3 separate regions of the Homo sapiens genome follow, and all the other regions are linked to region 3. Evidence: chromatin loops called from intact Hi-C (ENCODE). Cell type or tissue: GM12878. All regions are shown on one strand.

Region 1 (2,500 bases), 180 kb after region 3:
GAAGAGATAGCAAGAGTTGTCATGAGTGTGGAGAAAAGGGCACTCTGACACTGTTAGTGGGAATGTAATTTGGCATATCAATTATGGAAAACAGTATGGAGGGTCCTAAAAACTAGGACTAAAACTACCATATAATCCAGCAATCCTGCTACTGGTTATATATCCAAAGGAAACGAAGTCAGTATTTTGAAGAGATAGCTGCAGTCCCATGTTTATTGCAACAGCATTCACCATAGCCAAGATATGGAAACAACTTAAGTTTCTATTGACAAGTTAATAAACAAAGAAAATGAAGAATTAAAAAAGAAGGAAATCCTGCCATTTGTGACAACAGGAATGAAGCTGGAGGACATTATACTCAGTGAAAAAAGCCAATTACAGAAGAACAAATACTGTGTCATCTCATTTATGATGAGATGATATTTTGAAATTTTAAAAAGTCAAACTCATAAAAGCAAAAAATAAAATGGAAGTTGCCAGGGACTGGGGGTTAGGGGAAGTGGGAGATGTTGGTCACAGGGTACAGAGTTTCAGTTAAAAGATGAATAACTTATGGGAATCTAAGTATACCTAATCTAATGGTGACTACAGTTAAAAATACCGATTGTGTACTTGAAATTTGATGATAGTAAATCTTAAGTGTTTTCACCACACACAGGCACACAAATGACAACTATGTGAGGTGACAGAGATGTTAATTATTTTCATTGTGGTAATCATTACACCATGTATAAATATATCAAATCACTACATTGTATGCCTTATATATAGACAATTTATGTTTATCAATTATACCTTAACAAAGCTAGAAAGGTTAAATAAATAACCATTTGAAAAATCCCTTAATTACAGCTTCTTATAATTCCAAAATAGGAGTGACACAATAAATTCGAAGTTTGCTTCAACATCTACTAACTTAATAGACCATTTAAGTATGTGATACATTTGCTTCCTTTATATTTGTCATTTTGAAATGAATTATGCTAAGTTTAATAGATTTGTGCGTCTCAAAGAAGCAGGTGGCTCCAGAGTTTGGATTTCTGATGAAGAGTATCTCAAGAATGTCACTGGGCATATAAAGCAGATTAAACACCTTGTTACGGCTAAATTCCTCTTCTGTGCCAAAGTCCCGTGGGCCTCCCCAAAGCCTTGCTGCACAGAAAAGGAAAAGTAGGAGAGTCTGGACGACATCGTCTGATAAAGGCTGCCAGTCAAGGGGACAATGGTGGACTCTTTCTTCCAAGCATTAACGAGAATGTTTTCAAACTTCCTCTGTACTTGTAGACAATTAAGGAAACTCACAGAATAACTGAGATAGAAAGTATTTAAAAAGCATGGAGTGTGATAGCATAGGAGAGGTAATTAGGAATTATATGTGTTATTTTGCAAATGAGAAAGTATAACTTTCTAAATGTCAAGGATAAAGATTTTTAAACAAAAGAAGGAGCAAGTGTATATAGACTGCTCTTCAGAGGATGAAGGCTGGAAGGCACTGCTTCTTTACTTTTTGTGCTTTTGAAGTCCTATATTCATTCACTGGCAGAAGATACAGGGCCCTGGATGTTCACTGGCATGTGCTTTTGGTGAATTTCATAGTCCTTAAGGGTGAATTAGGTGGTAGAGATGCCTCTGTTTAACTCAAAGTCTCTTTGTTTCTGTGAACTACACCTTGTAACACATTAACATTAAATATTATAATGGTTGCCTATTTGATTAAAATGCAGATTTCAGTTATGTTACAGATTTTTAATGATATCAAATAAAATCATAGAACAGGATTTCAGTTTGGGTCAGAGATTATTTTAAAATAAACTTCACAGTCACGAATTGCTCCATGAATATTTGAAGCAAGAAAGAAATGCCTTATTCTTCTTCTGCTCACAAACACTGGGCCAAGCTAAGTATAGAACAAATCAAGTATCTAGTAATCTGCTGGTGGGTTATTGGGGACAGTCTGATCAATCCATAAATACTTATTGAACATCTGTGAACTCCGAAAATTACCACAAATTCCTCAGAGAATTTTCTGAGACTGGGCATGGTTCCAGTAGGAAAACACATTTAGATATCAACAGTATCTTTTGTGCAGGGACAGTGGAAATTGTAGTTTCATTGTCATGAACTTGCTGTTCTTGTTCTAGCTATGTCAGTGATTTTCAACAATGGCTACACATTAACCTGGGAAGCTTCTACCACACTGATGCTCAGTCCCTACAAACTCTCCACTCACCAAAGACTATGATTTGATTGTTCCAGATACACCCAAGTATCAATATTTTTGTAAAGCCCCCCAGTATAACTCTAATATACAATAAGAATGATGAACCACTGTTAAAGATCATACAGAGTTCAGAAAATCTCCAGTCTTCTGGGAACAATTTAGGTCTTTTATAAGGTGTTTCCAGGAAGCTTCCCATATTATTTTAAACTCCTAGGAGACCACTGAAAAATAACCAACCATTTCAATGAACTTGGTAAATGTTACCTAGTTTCTGTCACT
Region 2 (2,500 bases), 97 kb before region 3:
GAGGGAAGAAGAGAATGAGGGAGGGAGGTAGCCATAATGATTTATGCCGTTGTTTCATGTCATTTTAGTCTCTAGATATCTTCTAATCAAAATAAAAATAAATTCTGGAAAGTAACAGTGATTATATTATTAGTTGCAAAGACATTGATGGGGAATTCTTTACCTGATTTTATAGTAGCGACAACTTCCTCAGTAAGATGGATACCAGTAAGTAAAGCTGTCAATAATGGAAACTAGAGCATGACAGAGGGCAGGTGTGACCAGCAGACCACAGTCCAAGGACTTTTGTACAACTAAGGCCACTGTGAGATTCCAGACACAGGGATGAATGTCAAAAAGCGGGTAGGAGAGTTGAGAGGCTAGGGAAAAAAATTACTGATAACTCTTCCTCCTATGTACCAGCTTATGAACTTTGGGCTTAGAAGTAACGTACCCATCACACAATGCATCCTGTCTGTTTCATTAGGTGAAAAGGAGCAATGGATGCCAGGAATGATTTAGGAGGAGGATCAGACTTGGAAACAGAAGAATTGGGCTTGGGAATACCTCCACCACTTCCCTACTGTCTGTTAGCTTACCTGAACCTATAAAAATGTACATAATCATAACAGACCTCCTAGGGCTGTTGTAAGTACAGAATCAAATAATATACCTGAAGCCTGCTGATGAATGTTCAAGCACTGGGCAGACCCAGTGAGGTGTTTTTGTTGCCCGGAGATAATTGAAACTAAAATCACTTTTGAGAGACAACTGAAAGTTTTCACACTTTGATCTCGTATGTATAATTTGGAAAATTATAGTGCATGGTCAGTTCTGAAACAGAGGAGGTAACTACTTATCTTTGACTTTCAAGGATTTGGGATGAAATTTGAAACCAAAAATCAAAGAATTACCTTGTGAAACATGCAGAAATCCCAGCCCTTAGCTGTGAAAAGCAAACTCATTTTAACTCTGAAATCCCCCACTATGGGAAATTTCAGAATATTCTCTTTGCGTAAAAAATGCACTGATTATAGACCAGAAACCACTGTAAATTCCAATTTCTGAAAAAGAAAACTACCCTGTGGGACAACCGCTATTTGTTTTTCTTTTAAAGAATAGGTGGTTGATTAAGACAGAAACAAATGCGCGTGGTGGCTCTTTAATTCTCACCAAAAAAGATCTGCTAATGACTAAACAAGTATGTGTAGCAGTTGAGTCTCTGGAAATTAAAAAATCAGCTTCACACAGACTTTCCAGAAATGAAACATCATGTGTAGCTAGCTATTCCTTCATTCTTACTTAAGTCACTAAGTGTTAAGTATGTCCACCAAAACCTATTAACAGCTAGAGAGTAACTGATAAGAACAATATTCACTACAACTGAGTAGTTAATGGCACAGACTTTACCAATCTCAGATCTGAACATATGGTCAAGATTTGATATCTGCCACACAAATGTGGGAATGTTCTTTTAATCTGAAAGTCTCAGTCTCATCCATAAAATAGGGATAATAATAGCCACCTCATAGTGTTGTGAAGGCCAAATGAGGTGGAGCAGGCAGAGCATTTGTCACAATGCCTGGCACAGGGTAGGTCCTCAGTAAGCCTTAGCTATGAAAATAAACACACTTAGACCTAAGCATCCGGGTATACAGCCCTAAGTTAGCCCACAGTACTATCATAATACAGGTCGATGCTATATTTGCCTTCATAATATGTTTCTACCTATTGAATTCTAAAGGTAAATTTCTTCCAAATCATCAAGCCAAATGGACATTTCAGAAAAAGAAGCTGTGACTGTCCTATAGATTTTTCTAATTATGAGTATGGAAGTCCCAAGCACAGGTTAAGTAAACACCTTGCAGCCAAGAACCCAAATATTTTGGTTTGTGTGCTCAGTATTGAAAGTTTGAACATGAAAGTTAAAATGGAAAGAGAATTTGGCAAATCAGTTTCCTTCTGACAGTAGGATGATCTCATTTCACATACGAACCCATTTAATGACTTGAGTCACATAACTAAAATCAATCACGTATTTTACCTAATGTAATCTAGTTCAACCAAGAAAGAATTACCATAGAAGACCTGGGCTTACTGCTGGAAATAATACTAGAATACAAAATGTATTAACCCCACAAAAGAGCTCAAACTCATGATGATTTTGCATTTTATTTCTGAAATGAATCGTAATTACCTGTCCCCTTACACCTGTTCAACCCTTTACTCCCAAATAAATCATAGGAACATGGATTGGAAATAGCCTTAAATAAAACATATTTAATGCAGCAAATACAGCACCCCAGTCCACGTAAGTTCTGACAAATATAGTCTTATGATTTCTAACAGCTTTGCAGGAGATGACAAGTGCCCCTTTGAAGCACTGTCATTGTTCCATGTTGGAGAATGGAGTATACTGGTATACAAGCTCTCCCTGACTGTGGCTAGATGAAATGGCATTGCCCAGGAAAGAAATAATGGGACAAATCATTGCTATAAACACAACGTTATAATATTCTAC
Region 3 (2,500 bases):
ACTTGAATTGTGAATTAAATCATTCAACCCAGGTTATCTTACTCAGTGGCCTGCCTTTTTAACTATCTTGAATACCTATGATTGAAACAAGTCAAGAAAGTTAGGAAAGAAGGAGAAGGAGTGCCTATCCCTCTCTTTGGGGATAAAGAGAGGTTTTCAGGAAGAAGTGATGCCTAAGCTAAGATATAATGGATAGTTGTATTTATTCACAAAGGAGTGAGGGAGAACATAGAAAGAGCATTCTACACAGAAGGAACATCTAGAATGAAGGCCTGCTAGCTTGAGAAAAGATGACGTATCAGTCAGTTACTGTTATGCAACAAACCACCCCAGACATCAGTGGTACTTAGCTTTTTGCATATGTGGGGTTCATCTAATCGATGTTATGCAATGCTGGTATTGGCTGGGACCGGTCATGTGTCTGTGGGTCTCTGCTCCGTGTATCTCTCATCATTCACCTGGTACAAGGCCTTTCTCTTAGCAATGGCTGAAGAATAGGCGGGAATATAGAAGCAAGACAGTGCTTGAGAACTAGAGAGAAAAGCAGTGCGCCATCACTTCTGCATCGGTCTGTTGGCCAAAGTTATCAGCGGATTGAATGCAGTGGTAGAGAATTACACTAAAACCAGAGAAGGCACTGCAGTTTCATTGAGAGGGTGTAGATAAGCGAAAGGGTGAATAGTCAGGGCAATCACGAATGCAAATATAATGCACACAGCTAGGAACTGAAAGTGGACATAATAGCTGCCACTAGAGATGCTGGGGAGCTTACAAGCAAAACAACTGTAGAATTTAGCCCAAAGTCTATGTTAGTGATGTTTGTAGGGAAATGCAAGATGGTAATATTAATGCCACTACACTGGAGCAGTTTCCTCTTTGCAATATCCAGGGTCCTTCTTTTCCCTCTCATCTTGTAATGGTCGTCCTGAAAGTTTATTTCTCAAATTTGTAAATTCTCTAGAAACCAAGGTGTCCCTGAGGCCACTGCACCACCAATGCACTTGACTGTGTACTGCTAATCAGCGTCTCTGTTCTTCTACTTTTACTAAATGACTCTCAATGTGTACCAAAGTGATGGGAAGAGGAAACAGCATTTTCTGTTTCAATGGTGTGCACGCTATCCTCTAATTCAGAAACTTTCAGCCTCTTGTCACAGAGCCAGTTCTCCTGACCACACACCTTGGTTTGAAAATCACAACATATGGCCTGTTTCTAATCACTTCAGTTAGGGAAGGTGCTCTTTGATTTTATCTAAATTACAGTGCCCAAAGTGTAATGAATTTGCTCTCCCTTTCCAGTTGTCACAGGGAAAACCAGCTTAGAGAGTATGGGAGAGGTTTAAAGCTTAGAATGAGAAAGATTCAGTCAAGTGTCATTTTCAGAGGGAAAATACATTTTTCCTTAGTCACAGTCAGGCTTTCAATTCTGGAAATTCTAAAAGTATTTCCATGTAAGACACTTAATTACATTATTATTATTATTATTTATTGTTTGCCCTAATGATTTCAAAATATCCAGAGATGAATGGAATTCCTTTTTCAGAAATCACAATAAACACCTAAAATCTTTCCATCGTTTTAATTCAAGCTGATTCTGTGATATTCTATCATTATTTGTGACTTGAGGGCGGAGAAAATGTCTCTGAGGCAAAAATTGTTTTTTAACCAAAAATTATTTCATGTTATTGTTTGTGAGAGCAAGAGAGTATAGACACATAGGATTGGATTTAAGAACTGGTTTCTTATGGGCTACGGAGCCATGGACAGACAGGTTAGAATCTTAATATACATATTAATAAGTGAAAAAAGCCAATCTGAAAAGACTACATACTATGTGATTCCAACTTTGTGATATCCTGGAAAAGGCAAAACTATGGAGCCAGTAAGAGGACCAGTGGTCACCAGAGATTGGTTAAGCACAAAGGAATTTTTGGGCAGTGAAAATACTCTATATGATACCATAATGGTGGATACAGGTCATTATACATATGTCAAAACCCATAAAATGTGCAACACCAAGAGTGAATCCTAGTATCATCTATGGACTTTTGGTGATACTGATGTATTAATACATGTTTATCAATTGTAACAAATGTACCCACTCTAGTGGGGGATGTTGATAGTTGGGGAGACTGTGCAGTGGTGGGGGAAGGAGATATATGGAAAATCTTGGTACTTTATTCTCAGTTATGCTGTGAACCTAAAACTATTCTTAAAAAAATTAAGTCTTGAAAATGGTTACTTTGAAGTTACATAAAAATTCGTGAAAATATATGCAAATACAAATAATAAGAAAAGAAAAAAATAGTATCAGACATTTTCAAGTAAATAACTCAAACAATACTAAAATATAATGTAAAGTGAAACCTGAATAAAACTTAAATCCTCATCTTTTTGTGAAATTTATTTGGACCGATTTTCTTGACTAATAACCAATACTTTACACAGAATATATCAGTTTATTTAAATGTGCTTCTTTTCACTTTTTTTCATCTCAAGAC

The links. Peaks named below come from ENCODE experiments on the same cell type or tissue, not always from the same donor. Only the 100,000 strongest peaks of a DNase experiment are listed, where the experiment ranks them.
Region 1: a loop joins it to region 3, with 2.2 times the contacts of the local background. A loop is called at or near these places in 1 of 110 quality-filtered maps.
Region 2: it touches region 3 in a loop (5-fold over the local background); 1 of 110 quality-filtered maps calls a loop at or near these places.

What each region holds. Positions count from the first base shown.
Region 1 is chr3:5,951,523-5,954,022 of GRCh38, reverse strand. No RefSeq gene overlaps it. Among named protein-coding and RNA genes, the nearest start is that of MIR4790, 700 kb to the right of the region's middle. In GM12878, no CTCF peak of the experiment used is centred here; no DNase peak of the experiment used is centred here.
Region 2 is chr3:6,228,593-6,231,092 of GRCh38, reverse strand. No RefSeq gene overlaps it. Among named protein-coding and RNA genes, the nearest start is that of GRM7-AS3, 580 kb to the left of the region's middle. In GM12878, no CTCF peak of the experiment used is centred here; DNase peaks (open chromatin) are centred at 1,152 and 1,935; H3K27ac peaks cover 2,008 bases.
Region 3 is chr3:6,131,454-6,133,953 of GRCh38, reverse strand. All of the region lies in intron 3 of LOC105376942 (a long non-coding RNA gene), which reads right to left. Among named protein-coding and RNA genes, the nearest start is that of GRM7-AS3, 670 kb to the left of the region's middle. In GM12878, no CTCF peak of the experiment used is centred here; a DNase peak (open chromatin) is centred at 1,103; H3K27ac peaks cover 1,119 bases.